2 separate regions of the Homo sapiens genome follow, and region 1 is linked to region 2. Evidence: read pairs that join two places in POLR2A ChIA-PET (ENCODE). Cell type or tissue: A673. All regions are shown on one strand. Links, peaks and the distances in the headings refer to the core of each region. The heading gives the core; the rest is flanking DNA.

Region 1 (7,850 bases), core at 1,561-6,560, 410 kb after region 2:
CTGAAAGCAGTGCAGTTTGTCTCTAGTGAGAGGCCCTGGGTAACTAGAGAATTGGGAAGGAGGGAGACTTACTTTTCACTATATGTCTTTGTGTGCCTTTTCAAATTTGAAACATATGCATATACAGTAAGTCCTCACTTGACATCGGTCATAAGTTCTTGGAAACTGTGACTTTAAGTGAAATGTATACAAAACCAATTTTACTATGGCTCATTGGTATAAACAAGAGTTAAGTTCCTACAGAATATTTCTTGTTACAGAAACATGACCAAACTTCTAAATAAAGACCAAAACACTTCTAATATTAAAAACTGAGATAAATGTGAGCTATACATTCCTTTAAGAAGGATTAACAAAAACAAGTGAGATAATTACTACCCTATTAGTTCAGGGTCTTGGGTGGCCAGAGCCCATCCCGGCAGCTCAGGGCACCAGGCAGGAACCAGCCTTGGACAGGATGCCATCCCATTTCAAGGTACACTCACACACCCTGACACTCATGCAGACTGGACCCCTTACACGCAACAGTGAACCTAACAGGCACGTCTTCGGGATGTGGAAGGTGACTGAGGACTTGGAGAAAACCCACACAGACATGGGGAGAATAAGCAGACTCCACACAAGCAGTGGCCCTGGCTGGGAAACAATTATTTTTTTCTCGTCGGTGTTATAAGGAAATAATGTTGATCGAAGCAATGTTATTTGGAGACCTGCTGTATTGTTATTTTTTAAATGTAGCTGAGCAGACCCATGTGTGGTCTTCTCTTCAAATTTTACTCTGTCCTCACTTTATTCCTGACATATGGATTTCTCTGTAAACAACTGGACCCAGTCGCTGTAGACTGCCTCTCAGATGTGACAGCTTGGCCTCTCTGCTCCCTAGAAATGTCCTAGGGTTTCTCATGCAGGGGTCTTTGGAATAACAATCAGGTGTAAAGTATGTGCAATATTTTACTGTTTTCAAATTTTACTGTTTTCAGTCTGATTCTTATGACATCCCCATTTATTTATTTTTTAGTTGTAGTTTTTTTAGAGACAACATCTCACTCACACCCAGGCTGGAGTAACAGTGGTGTGATCGTAGCTCACTGCAACCTCAAAATCTTGGGCTCAAGATATCCTCCCACCTCAGCCTCCTGAGCTGGGACTATAGGCATGTGCCACCATGCCTGGCTAATTTTTTAAAATTTTTTTGTAGAGATGGGGTTTTGCTATGTTTCCGAGGCTGGTCTTGAACTCCTGGCCTCAAGCGATCCTTCCACCTTGACCTCCCAAAGTGCTGGGATTATAAGAATGAGCCACTGTGCCTGGCCACACAACACCCCCATTTTATGGTGGTAAAATATTGAGGCTCGGAGAGTCTAAATGACCCATTTAGGGTCATACTGCTAGCCAGAGTAGGGCTGTGACTAATCCAGGTAGCTTTGTCTCCTATTAATGTACCTTGTTCTTAGTTCTTGTAGCAATGAGGCAGTCCTCTTTGGAATTCTTTACCATTTCCAGGACCATTGCAGTTAGGGCAGGAATGGAGTGGTGGTGATTCCTCTTTCCTCTTTTGGTTTGAACCCTCCTTTCAGGATGCTTAGTTACACAGGCCTGTCCTCTCTGGAAAAAGGGGATCAGTAGTAGGTTTCTCCACTTTTTGGAGAAACCTAAACTAAAGCTTCAATGGGGCAATACCTTTTAGGAGAGTTTGAACTGACAGTCTGGCTTCCTATTCTTTGCGGAGAGTTATTGCTGCTATTAGGCAGAGGGCTTTGTTTCCAGGTTACAAATCTTTTTAGCAAAGAAGTGAGTGTGGAATAGAATTGGAAGGACTTGTGTAGTCCTTGGATATAATTTAATGCTCCACATCCCAGAGAGAGTAAACATTGTAAAGTGTGCAAGATGGGTTTGGATTAATATCCTGACAGCATGTGGCTTGGCATGTAGGGCATTCCTTGGAGACCCTTCTTACCATACACAGCCTGCCTTTGCCGGGTGGCCTCTTCCCACAGGTCTTCCCAGCAGCTGTTGTGCACCTGGGTGAATCATCCGCTTCCCTGTGCTTTGAAAAAACCCATTTTAACTGATGAAAGCCCTCATACAGGAGGTGCAATAAACAGACAACCTTGAAAATGTTTTTTAGTACAACCTAAGCTGCCTCTGAGTTTGTCCAGGGTATTCACCTCCATTAGGAGCACTGGCTGATTCTCACCTCTGGTCTCTTCTGAATAGAATATGGAAAATCACCTTGCCCTTTCTACTCTGCTGCACCTGACATCATGGGTGTGGAAGGTCTCTGGAAACTCCGGGGAGGCAGGAGCACCATGGACATGGAGGGAAGGCTCATTTGCTTCTAAGGACCATGCAGAAATCCTTGGCTTTTTACTTCTGTTAGTCCTACTTAAATCAGAATTTAAAGCCTTCAAATAGAATTCTGTGTATGGCTGACATAGCATGGAGTAGGGAAGGCTTCTTTGTAATTTCTGAGGAGAACTTGGGGGCATGTAGAGGTCATGCTTAGGTTCTTTCCTTACCCAGACCTGACCTGTGCCGGGCCAGAGAGGTTTGCCCTAGAAAGCTGATGACTTAGGACCTTACTGGTGTGCAGCTTTGCAGGCCTGTAAACTTAGTTAGTTCATCCAGGTTTCAGTTCCTGGGGGCCTGCCTCAGGCATGTGAAATTCATAAGAGACCATCAAGTCACAGTTCCAGTTAACTAACTCCAATAAACATGACGACTAAGTTGATTTATGTGGACATGTAAGAGCATCTCTCCTCTGTAGGAGAGATTAGCTGGGAAGCCAGCTCCCCTCTGGAGGAAACCAAGGCAAATTATGGTGGCAAGCTTTTGGGTCATAGCATCAGATACACCCAGATTTAAACCATGTAACAGCTGTGAGACTTCAGAGGAGCTACTCAACCCCCCTGCTCCTGTGTCCTCAGCTGTGAAACCCCCTGGGTTTTTCAGATATATACATGGTAAGCACTCAATAAATGTTTTGTCTCACTTGTTTCTCACTCTTCCCTCTTCCCCTTTTCTCCTTCCCACTTTGTCCTTCTAGGGCTATATTGTAATCTGACCAGAATACACTTGTCAGTCTATTAAGGCACCAGGTACTGGAGATAGACTCATTTTTATTCTCTTGGCTCCCTTTATATATTCTTTGCCGTCCACGGCTCTTTTGTTACCACAGGTTACAATAGGAACAGTTAGATTCTAGCTCTTGTCAGTGGCTTCCAACCTAAGGGTTCTTTCTGGTTACCATTCAGTCCACCATTATTTGCTGAGTACCCATTGTGTGCCAGGACCTGCTTAGCCCTGGAAATACAGTGATGAATGAGACAGATGTGGTCCATGCCTTGAGTAACACCTCTTCAAACCCCCTCCTTAGATAGGTGACTTCTGTGGATGACTCGCCCTGCTCATTCCGTGTTGCGTCATATTAATTTCCTTCTGAGAGGGCAATCTTCTCCTTAGACCTAGGGAACAGTGCCTTTTTGTGCTGCGTGGACCTTGCCTGCTGGCTTGCCTGCTCCCAAGCAATGAGAGCAGCGTGTTGAGGCTGAAGGAGAAAGCCCCCCGGGCTACTACTGCCCTGGCCACACATGTCCCAAGAGGCTGCACTTGGCACTTCTGAATGTTCCTTTTCTCCTTGCACACAGATTATAGTGTTTACTGCTCGTTTAAATTCAAATAACCTTCCACCCCCTTCTCTGCCTTAAAAAAAACCAAAAAAACAAAAACTGTGTATTACAGTGTAGAAAACAAAACAGGCCAGCCCTGGTCCCCTGGCGAGGTTTGTTTTAACATCATTTTTTAGTGAAGCCTTGCTATGGGTTGCCTTTACTTTAATAGGGCTAATGTGTAATTCAGGCATATTGATAGTCTGCAGTTAAAGAATCTCACATCTTTTTTCTACCTTGATTGTCATCAACAGTGTGAAAGGTAGATGCAAGGGCTTTGGCTGACAGGAGGTGGGACTTCTCTGCTTTGGCCTCCAGACTCTATCCTGGACTCTGGCGGGTCCTATAAAGAAGGCTGAGCAGCCAGTTTAGTGATTTCTCAACTTCAAAATAGAAGCCTGGAGATAGTCCTACCCCTCCTCTCCCTTCTGCCAATTTTACCAGCAATTGCCAAGAACTGTGTGTGGGGAACCAGGCAGAATGACTCTCTGGAAATCATTTGTTTGAGAACTCCCAGTGGAGGAATGCATTTTCCTGTGCTTCTTCTCTTGTGATGGTGTGTGCTGTTGTGATTTGGTACTGCTTGTCCCTCTGCAGTACTGAGACTTGTATATAACTCCTCCAGCCCTGCGGGGGTTTTCAACAATAAATTGCTTGCTGGGTAGTATTTCCCCCAAATCCCTGGGAGAGCAGGGGAGCATGTTAACAATTAGGGACCTAGTTGAGCCTCTGTTTCTGGCACTGTGACTAGAGGCATGGTGGGTGAACCCAGATGAGCCATGTTTCCCACTGCTGCTCGGGCTGGGCATTTATTGCAGTTGGATGTAACATTAAGAGTCACACTAGAGGCTTGGTTGGAAAGGAGAGAGCACTGCATAATTATTGCTTATGTACTGTTTAAACCTATCAGCCAACAGATGTCAAGTGCAGAAAAAAAGCACAATAATGTTATTATAATGGCATAATAGTTATCATTATAATAATCAGCTGGCATAGGTTTTGATAAGAGGCAGATCCTGAAATGAGTGCAGGGGGAAGGGTTAACCTTGAACTACAGCACAATGAATGGCTGCTTAACCTTGCAGAAGATGCTGTGTAGAGGCAGGTGACTCAGGTATGGAGTTGCTACCCTCTCTGCCTAGCTAGAGGAGCTATGGAGACTTCAGCTGGGATTGTCTACCCTGCAGGTACTGTCTTTCTGATGGTGTGATGGAGCACACCATCCTTTGGTTTAAGGCATGCTACACTGCAGGAATACCATACTAGTGCCCAGAGCTGTGGGTTCTGGGAAATGCAGAGACTTCATCACTGTGGTCTCATTTTGGGTTTTCAGAAAATCCAGCCTCATGCCCATAGTTGCAGATGATGAATTTTGCTCCCTACAACAAACTGTGCTCCAAACCTAGGAAGTGGTGGTGCATCTCAGTTTTGTATGTATCAATTGTGGTGGGTTGTGCTCATGGAAGACAGACTTTTCTTTGCCAGAGAGCTTACCAGGAGCTACATTCCCAATTCTGGTTAGGAAGGTGGTGGTAAAGGGGTGAGGAGCAGAGTGGGGCTAATAGATGACCCACAAAGGCAGCATTGGGGTAGGAGAAAAAAGTCTGATTCAGGCAAAGCTGGGTATGATTTTTTTTTTTTTTTTTTTTTTTTTGAGATGGAGTTTTGCTCTTGTTGCCCAGGCTGGATTGCAATGGCGTGATCTCGGCTCACTGCAATCTTCACCTCCTGGTTTCATGTGATTCTCCTGCTTCAGCGTCCCAAGTAGCTGGGATTACAGGTGCACACCACTATGCCTGGCTAATTTTTTTGTGTTTTTAGTAGAGATGAGGTTTCCCCATGTTGGTCAGGCTGGTCTTGAACTCCTGGGTCTCGAACGCCTGGCCTCAAGTGATCCACCCACCTCGGTCTCCCAAAGTGCTGGGATTACAAGCATGAGCCACCGTGCCTGGCCAACTTTTTTTTTTTTTTTTTTTTAAAGAGACAGGGTCTTGCTCTGTTGCCCTGGCTGGAATGCAGTGGCACAGTCTTGGCTCACTGCAGCCTCGACTTCCTGAGGTCAAGAGATCCTCCCACCTCAGCCTCCCTAGTAGTGGGACTACAGTCATGTGCCACCACACCTGGCTAATCTTTTAATTTTTTGTAGAGATGGGATCTTGCTGTGTTGCTCAGGCTGGTTTTGAACTCCTGGTTTCAAGTGATCCTCCCTCCTCTGCCTTCTGAAGTGTTGGGATTATAGGTATGAGCCACCACATCTGGCTGTGGGTGTGACCCTTGACCTTACCATTCAATAGTTGGACAAGTTGCTTAACCTCGCTGAGCATCAGCTACCTATCTGTGTATGTGCTTATTCATTTCCCATTTGTTTTTTATTAATAGCCCTGTCTATAAAGTACCTGTCACTATGCCTGGCACTAAGTGGTGCTCAAAAAATACTTCTGCCTCCCTTCCTGCCACCCCCTACCTGCCTACCCTACATAAGAGAAGGGTAAGGAGAAGATCCTCCTGCTTCTGTAGAGGGAAAATGGCCTTAATTAGAGCTTTATGTGAACTTCTTTAGTTGCTGATATTGCTTTTCTGAGCCACAATCTGTGGACCTCCTCTGAAGCTGCCTCATCAGGAGCGACTTTGATATTTAGTGTTTGGGCACATCTCTGCTTCATCCAAGGAGTAAAAGAGGGTTTAAAATCTCATCAGGGCACAGAATGCCTGCTTCTGCCCCTGTAGCCTTGCCTCCCCTCCCTTCTTTCTTTGGGTGGGTCACTCGGGGGGCACTGTCTGCCCTGGGGATTACTCATTTCTTTCAGGGGGTCCTGGTTGTTTGGTTCAGTGTCTTTACTGGGGAAAGGCTTTTGTGTTTGTGCCTGCCTGGGCCTGTGCTGGGAACTTTTATTTTGGAAGCCTGGAGCACTCAGACAAGGTGATATCTTTTTAGACTGTTTCTGGCTGTAGGCCAGCTTATCACTATGGCTACCACCAGCTTAAAGAATGTCAGGACAGAAAGTAACTTCTGTAAGAAATTTGGGAGAGAAAGGGGGAAGGGGAGAGAATTGTTTGGCTTAAGGTCATGTAGGGAGGAGAACAGCTCTAAGTAGAACTCTTTGATTTGGATACAGCTTCGTTTTCCTTCTCTCTGAAATTTTATTTTTTCAGTCAACAAATGTATATAAAACATCTGTTACATTCCAGAGACTGTTAGGCCCTGAGATACAGTGTCAGATAGGGTTCCAGCTTAGAGTGTACTGATGAATATGTCAAAGTTAGTAAAATTACACTTGGAATAAGTGTATTGAAAGAAAGAGTTAAGAACATCTGAGAGGGATTTGACTTGGTCCTAGGGCTAAGAGGGTATCATAGAAGGCTTCTTTGAGGAAGTGATGTTCGAGTAAATATTGTGAAGACCAAACAAGTATTTACCAAGCAGAGTGACAGGACGTTGAGGAAAATTTCAGGCTGAGGGCCTGGATTTGCAAAGGCTCTGGAAGCAGGCAGTGGGTGGGGAGTTTTATGAGGAACTGAAAGTATGGTTGGAGCACAGAGAGTGAGAGGAGCCAGCTGAGGTTGGAGGGGTTGGTGAGGGCAGGCCTTGTCAGCTGTGGCATGGCATTTCATATTTACCTGGAGAACAGGGGAAGCCTTTGGAGAGTTGGTGGTGGTTTTGGTGGTTTTGGATTTGCAAATGAGCAGCACCCTTTTGGACACTGGATGGATTTTGTTGAGGGAGTGAAAATGAAGATCAGAAAAGGAACATTACTGTAATAGGTTGTTTTCCTTCAGTCAGCTAAATGGCAATCTTGAGACTAATCTCCTTTAGTGTGGCCTTGTTCCTCCTGATTCATGTGCTCTCTCAGTGCCAGTAGTCAGTGTGTTGTTGGGGCACCTGGCCACTCAGCAGACATGGTGGCCCAGGGTGCCAGCACTTGGCATCTTTCCATCTGCACAGAAAAAGGCCTGGAGGTTTCAGGCTTGTCACATGTTAACGGCTGACAGCTACAGAGTCCTTTGTAACCTGCTGTGTCACCATCCCTCTCTTGGCTGTCACTACTGGGTAAGGGCTACCCCCTTCACCTTAGACCACTTAAGCCACTGACACTGGCAACTCCCAGAGATGTGATGTGCCAAGTTAGCAAAGCCAGCACCTGTGGTTTGTGTAACATTCAGTTCTGGTTGATGTAGATGTGC
Region 2 (7,850 bases), core at 1,217-6,216:
CTCAAAGTTGTTTATTATTTTTTTTAATGTAATTTTTTTTTTAGATGGAGTCTTGCTCTGTTGCTCAGGCTGGATGCAGTGGCACGATCTTGGCTCACTGCAAGCTCCGCCTCCCGGGTTCACGCCATTCTCCTGCCTCAGCCTCCTGAGCAGCTGGGACTACAGGTGCCCACCACCACGCCGGGCTAATTTTTTTTGTATTTTTAGAAGAGATGGGGTTTCACCGTGTTAGCAGGATGGTCTCGATCTCCTGACCTCGTGATCTGCCCACCTCGGCCTCCCAAAGTGCTGGGATTACAGGAGTGAGCCACCGCACCTGGCCTATTATTATTATTATTATTATTTTAATGCAGAGACAAGGTCTCACTATGTTTCCCAGGCTGGTGTCTAATGCCTAGACTCAAGCGATCCTTCCGCCTCAGCCTCCCAAAGTGCTGGAATTACAGGTGTGAGCCACAGTGCCTGGCCAGTTTTTTATTCTTAAAAGTACATTTGGGCTGGGCACGGTAGCTCACACCTGTAATCCCAGCACTTTGGGAGGCCAAGGCGGGTGGATCACAAGGTCAGGACTTCGAGACCAGCATGACCAACATGGTGAAACCCCATCTCTAAAAAAAATACAAAAATTAGCTGGGTGTGGTGGCGCACACCTGTAATCCCATTTACCGGGGAGGCTGAGGCAGGAGAATCGCTTGAACCCAGGAGGCGGAGGTTGCAGTGAGCTGAGATTGTGACACTGCACTCCAGCCTGGGTGACAGAGCGAGACTCTGTCACACACACATACACACACACAGGACATTCAGATTCAGAAACAGATCTTTTTTAAAAAAGAAAAAGCACGTAACTATCCATCTTTACATGTGCATAAAATATCTCCCAAGAATACACAAGAAACGCCAGGCACAGGGGCTCATACCTGTAATCCCAGCACTTTGGGAGGCTGAGGTGGGCGGATCATGAGGTCAGGAGTTCGAGACCAGCCTGGCCAACATGCTGAAACCCCATCTCTACTAAAAATACAAAAATTAGCCGGGCATGGTGGCGCGCGCCTGTAGTCCCAGCTACTCGGGAGGCTGAGGCAGGAGAATTGCCTGAACGAGGGAGGCGGAGGTTGCAGTGAGCCCAGATCTCACCGCTGCACTCCAGCCTGGGTGATAGAGTGAGACTCTGTCTCAAAAAAAAAAAAAAAAAAACAACAAAAAACAAAAAAAAAACCCACAAGAAACTAGTTAATAAATAATTGCCTTTAGGAAGGAAAGCTTAGGGGTGAGAATGAGAACTATATATATTGCTTTTACACATTTTGAATTTTATAAAAGTGTGTATATTGCCCATTTGAAAAATAAATTACCCTTTAAAATTTTCTTTTTCTTTTTTTAACCAACTGGGTCTGTGCAAGAATTATCCTGACTGTAAGTGTGGATTAAAATAGCTGTTAAAAATTGTCATCATGGCTGGGCACAGTGGCTCACCTGAGGTCAGGAGTTCGAGACCAGCCTGGCCAACATGGCGAAACCCCATCTTTACTAAAAGTACAAAAATTAGCCAGGCGTGGTGGGGGCTCCTATAATCCCAGCTACTCAGGAGCCTGAGGCAGGAGAATCGCTTGAACCCAGGAGGCAGAGGTTGTAGTGAGACAACATCGTGCTACTGCACTCCAGCTTGGGTAACAAGAGCGAGACTCCGACTCAAGGAAAAAAAAAAACTGTCATTTGGGGTGTAATCTAAATAGTGAAAACCCAATTATGGCAAATAAACATACAATCTATAAAACTGATATCTCTACATCATGATGAAAACTGAAGTTGAATCTTAAAATTTAATAAAGGCATCGATCTAGTCGGAACATGTGGGCAGAAAAAAATAATACCCAAATATATAAGGCTGTGTTTTAACAGTTGGCTTTAAACGTATACATTAATTTCAACTTTCTATTTTATGAGAAAGAACAATAGGGAAATAAAGTACAGCCAGCCCTCTGTGTCTATGAGTTCCACCAATTGTGGGTCAAATACACTGGGGAAAAAATGATGTCTGTACTGAACATGTGCAGACTTCTTTGGTCATTATTCCCTAAACACCACAGCATAACAACTATTTACAGAGCACTTACACTGTATTAGGTTTTATAAGTAATCTAGAGATGACTTAAAGTATACAGGAAGATGTGTACAGGTTATACGCAAATACTATGCCATTTTATATCAGGGACTTGAGCATCTGTAGATTTTGGTATCCATGGAAGGACCTGGGACCAACCTTTCATGGATACTGAGGCAGGAATGTATATATAATTATGTTTAGAAAAAAGTGATGGGGTAAGGAACTTTGACAGTTAAAGTAGAACATTCTCAATTTATAAAAAGATTATTGACCGGGTGCGGTGGCTCACACCTGTAATCCCAGCACTTTGGGAGGTCGAGGTGGGTGGATCACCTGAGGTCAGCAGTTCAAGACCAGCCTGGCCAACATGGTGAAACCTGGACTGTACTAAAAATACAAAAATTAGTCGGGTGTGGTGGTGTGTGCCTCTAATTCCAGCTACCCAGGAGGCTGAGGCAGGAGAATCGCTAGAACCCGTGAGGCAGAGGCCACAGTGAGCAGAGATCATGCCACTGCACTCCAGCCTGGGCAATAGAGACTGTGTCTCAAAAAAACAAAATTTTTTAAGGAAAAAAAGAAAAAAAACAGATAATTAAAGTAGAACACTGAAACTTTGAAAGCCTAAGACATATATATATATCACAACACTATAGCAAAAAGAAACCCTCTAAATTCCTTGAGGGGAAGGCATCCTTCAAGGGATGTGCAGATTTCCCTTTCACTATATCCTTGAGTAGGCAACTTAAGCTATTAGTTGGTAAAAATTAACGCTTCTTTACAAGCTATTTTTAAACCACCCTCCTTCCCCAATCATAACAATTATGAAACAAAATAAAAATAGCATGGGAAAGATTTGTTTACCCTGTTGGTCCTCACCCTATGGTGTAAGGTGAAAGGAACAAGATGGGAAACTGAGAGAGGTTATAATTAACTTTGTAGAAAAATGGCTCTAAAGTCAAGTTTTAGTAGTCTGAATATTGCTATACAAATCGAGGCTCTTTGGTGGTTAAAATCACACTATGAAAATATTTAAACAAAGATTATGATTCATAGCATTGTAATTTCAGGGCTAGGCACGGTGGCTCATGTCTGTAATCTCCACACTTTGGGAGGCTAAGGTGGGAGGATGGCTTGAGGCCAGGAGCTCCAGACCAGCCTGGTCAACACAGTAAGACTCTATCTCCACAAAAAAAATTTTTTTTAATTAGCCCAGCATGGTGGAGAGAGCCTGTAGTCCTAGCTACCTGGGAGGCTGAGGTAGGAGGATTGCTTGAGCCCAGGAGTTCAAGGCTGCAGTGGATCGTGCCACTATACCCCAGCCTAGGTAACAAAGTGAGACCCCATCTCTAAAAAAAAGTACATATTTTAATATATCTTTTAATGTTACATGTTACATATGTGTTTATTACATACATCAATACCTATTTGTGTGTTATATATAACAATGTATATATAACAATGTATACATTGTTACATATTTTACATATTAAAACATATATTAAAATATGTATGTATATATAAAATTTCAGGGTCATAAGAGATCATTTAGACCTATTCCCAATTTTATAAGAAAACAAAATACAAAGTATCTAACCCAAGGGTAAGGACTTGAGTGTTCTGCTGTACCATGGTTCTTTAAATCTGGATCTAAAATATTAGAAATGTACAAGTTAGAAATGTCTGAGAATCGGCCAGGTGCAGTGGCTCATGCCTATAATCCCAGCACTTTGGGAGGCCGAGGTGGACGGATCACAAGGTCAAGAGATAGAGACCAGCCTGCCCAACGTGGTGAAACCCTGTCTCTACTAAAAATATAAAAGTTAGCTGGGCGTGGTGGCGCTTGCCTGTAGTCCCAGCTACTCAGGAGGCTGAGGGAGGAGAAATACTTGAACCCGGGAGGCGGAGGTTGCAGTGAGCCGAGATCACACCACTGCACTCCAGCCTGGGTAACAGAGCGAGACTCTGCCTCAAAAAAAAAAAAAAAAAGGAAAAAAGAAATGTCTGAGAATCATGTTAATTTGGGAAATTAAGCTGAACCTCTTTTAAGATTACTGAAACTCTTTTAAGATTACTGAAATGCAGCCAAGCGTGGTGGCTCATGCCTGTAATCCCAGCACTTTGGGAGGCCAAGGTGGGTAGATCACGAGGTCAGGAGATCGAGACCCATCCTGGCTAACACAGTGAAACGCCATCTCTACTAAAAATACAAAAAATTAGCCGGGCATCGTGGCACGTGCCTGTAGTCCCAGCTACTCGGGAGGCTGAGGCAGGAGAATCGCTTAAACCCAGGAGGCAGAGGTTGCAGTGAGCCGAGGTCGTGCCACTGCACTCCAATCTGGGCAACAGAGCAAGACTCCATCTCTCAAAAAAAAAAAAAAAAAAAAAAGATTACTGAACTGCAAAGAAACAACAGTTAAACCAGTAGTTCTCAAAACTGAGATACTGACACAGCAGGATCACCATCACAAGGAAGCTTATTAGAAATGCAAATTCACAGGCTCTACCCCACAACTACCAGGTCAGAAACTCTGAGGTGGAGCCAAACTGTTCTAACAAGGCCTCAAGGAATTATAATGCACACCAGAGCTCATTACTTTTATGTCTGATGAGTTAAAAAGCATCAGAGATAAAAGGTGATACTAGAAAACTCACTACCAAGAAGATTTGAGGGGAAAGCACGGGAGGGCAAAGGGCAAAATGGCACAAACTGGAAAAAGAGATGAGACTTAGAAGGCCAAGGTGTGTTCCAGGTTTTCATTTTTTTCCTTTTTCTTTTTTTGTAAGACAGAGTCTTGCTTTGTCGCCCAGGCTAGACTGCAGTGGAGCAATCTTGGTTCACTGCAACCTGTCTTTCCCAAGTTCAAGCAATTCTCCTGCCTCAGCCTCCCGAGTAGCTGGGATTACAGGCGCCCGCCACCAGGCCCGGCTAATTTTTGTACTTTTAGTAGAGATGGCGTTTCACCACGTTGTCCAGGCCGGTCTTGAGAACTCCTGACCTCAAGGGATCCGCCCGCCTCGGCCTCCCAAAGTGCTGGAATTACAGGCATGAGCCACCGCGCCCGGCCCCAGGTTTTCAAGACAGATTGAAGGGGAGCAGTCTGTCATTACTATAGTACCTGCATTCTCCCTGCCTCACTCCTATCTTAACTAGGGTTGCAACAGAAACAATTTAATTTTTACTACTTGCTTATGTTCCCAGCATAACACTTAAGCTAATATTTAAAAACAACTGCTTACATATTTTAAAATTATGAGTTTTTAAAACTCAGGAAATATTAGTAACTCATTAACTTACATGAGTTTGAAAGACATAATTTGACAAATCAAATCATCTGCAGCTGATAGACTTAATCCCTTAGCACTCTCATTTTCTCATTTTCTATTTCTCTCTTAATATTGTTGCCTTCTAGTATAAAGACAGACAAACCGATGGAAACATGTATCAATATCAATCTCTCCCTGAACTAACTATAAGCAGACATGGTAAGCTTATCTGAGATTAAACTGTGTATTCCCTCTAAAAAGATTCAAAGCAACTAAAAGTATAGAAAATACCCACCATGGGTCAGGTGCGGTGGCTCATGCCTGTAATCCCAGCACTTTGGGAGGCTGAGGTGGGTGGATCACCTGAGGTCGGGAGCTTGAGACCAGCCTGACCAGCATGGAGAAACCCTGTCTCTACTAAAAACACAAAGTTAGCTGGGCGTGGTGGTGCATGCCTGTAATACCAGCTACTTGGGAGGCTGAGGCAGGAGAATTGCTTGAACCCAGGAAGTGCAGGTTATGGTGAGCCGAGATTGCACCATGCACTCCAGCCTGGGCAACAACAGCGAAACTCCGTCTTAAAAAAAAAAAAGAGAGAGAGAAAAAGAAAATACCCACCATAGGTTGGGCACAGTGGCTCACACCTGTAATCCCAGCACTTTGGGATGTTGAGGCAGGCGGATCACCTGAGGTCAGGAGTTCGAGACCAGCCTGACCAGCATGGAGAAACGCCCCCCTCTCTACTAAAAATGCATAATTAGCTGGGCATGGTGGCACATGCCTATAATCCCAGCTATTCAGGAGGCTGAGGCAGAAGAATCACTGGAACCCGGGAGGCGGACATTGCAATGAGCCAAGATCGCGCCACTGCACTCCAGCCTGGGCGACAGAGCAAGACTACATCTCAAAAAAAAAAAAAAAAAAAAAAAAAAAAAAGAAGAAGAGAAAATACCCACCATGAACTTACAACCCAGCTTGGCCCAGTCTTAACATCGCCATACTATCTTAGGATCTACGTCCCCTGTGTACCCTCCCAGAACTGATTAATACCCTAAATATACAGTGTTTATCATTCCCATGCATTCTTTTATACTTTTTTCTAAGAGTCCATAAACAAGACAGTACTGTTTACATGTTTTTAAACTTTTATTTAGATAGCGTTACATGGCATGTACTCTTCTGTACTTTGCTTTCCCTCAAAATATTGAGATATTTTTCCACAAAGATACAAAGGTAGATCTAGTTTGTTCCTTTTTCTTTCTTTTTTTTTTTTTTATTTTTTTTGAGACAGAGTCTTGCTCTATTGCCCAGGCTGAAGTGCAGTGGTGTGATCTCAGCTCACTGCAACCTCCGCCTCCTGGGTTCAAGCGATTCTCCTGCAGCCGCCTCCCAGGTAGCTGGGATTACAGGCATCCACCACCACGCCCAGCTATTTTTTGTATTGTTAGTAGAGACGGGGTTTCATCATGTTGGCCAGGCTGGCTTGTTCCTTTTTCTACTACTGTTTATTCTGCTACTCTATGTCTAAACCACAACAGATCCTTTATTTCCTATTTTTCACTATCACAACGATTTGGTAAATATTTTTATACACGAGTATTAGGTAAACATTTTAACTAGAAAGTACCAACCCCTGGCCAGGTGCAATGGCTCACGCCTGTAATCCCAGCACTTTGGGAGGCCAAGGAGGACGGACCACAAGGTCAGGAGATCAAGACCATCCTGACTAACACAGTGAAACCCCGTCTCTACTAAAAACACAAAAAATTAGCCGGGTGTGGTGGCGGGCACCTGTAGTCCCAGCTACTCGGGAGGCTGAGGCAGGAGAATGGTGTGAACCCAGGAGGCGGAGTTTGCAGTGAGCCAAGATTGCGCCACTGCACTCCAGCCTGGGCGACGGAGCAAGACTCCGTCTCAAAAAAAAACAAAGTACCAACCCCCACTTTAAATTATAATTTCCTTGTCAACCCTATAGTTAATGTTTCATACAACAAATGATTTGCTATTTAATTTTGCTATTTATTGAGATGTTTCAACTATTAAAGCCATTTTCTTCTAAATAAATCACTACTTTCTAAGTGTATTTTAAAAACTCTAGACAGCCTTCATTTCAATAATTGTTTCCATCAAAACAAACACTGTATGCAACTGTTGTTTTTTGGCTATTTTTTTGAGACAGGGTCTCACTGTCGCACAGGCTGGAGGATCTCGGCTCACTGCAACCTCCACCTCCCAGGTTTAAGCAATTCTCCCACCTCAGCCTCCCAAGTAGCTAGGACTACAGGCACACACCAACATGCCTGGCAAATTTTTGTACTGTTTGTTAGAAACAGGGTTTCACTATATTGGTCAGGCTAGTCTCGAACTCCTGACTTCAAGTGATCCGCCCACCTTGGCCTCCCAAAGTGCTGGGAATACAAGCACGAGCCACCGTGCCCGGGCTATTTTTTTTTTCTTTAAGAGACAGAGTCTTGCTCTGTCA

What was found. Peaks named below come from ENCODE experiments on the same cell type or tissue, not always from the same donor. Only the 100,000 strongest peaks of a DNase experiment are listed, where the experiment ranks them.
Region 1: POLR2A ChIA-PET joins it to region 2 with 5 read pairs; 2 of 35 experiments call an interaction of 5 or more read pairs at or near these places.

The regions. Positions count from the first base shown.
Region 1 is chr5:139,177,854-139,185,703 of GRCh38, reverse strand. The region is part of intron 1 of SIL1 (SIL1 nucleotide exchange factor); the gene reads left to right. Among named protein-coding and RNA genes, the nearest start is that of SIL1, 17 kb to the left of the region's middle. In A673, for the core only: no CTCF peak of the experiment used is centred there; a DNase peak (open chromatin) is centred at 4,213; H3K27ac peaks cover 2,636 bases.
Region 2 is chr5:139,589,237-139,597,086 of GRCh38, reverse strand. All of the region lies in intron 1 of UBE2D2 (ubiquitin conjugating enzyme E2 D2), which reads right to left. Among named protein-coding and RNA genes, the nearest start is that of UBE2D2, 32 kb to the right of the region's middle. In A673, for the core only: no CTCF peak of the experiment used is centred there; no DNase peak of the experiment used is centred there; H3K27ac peaks cover 348 bases.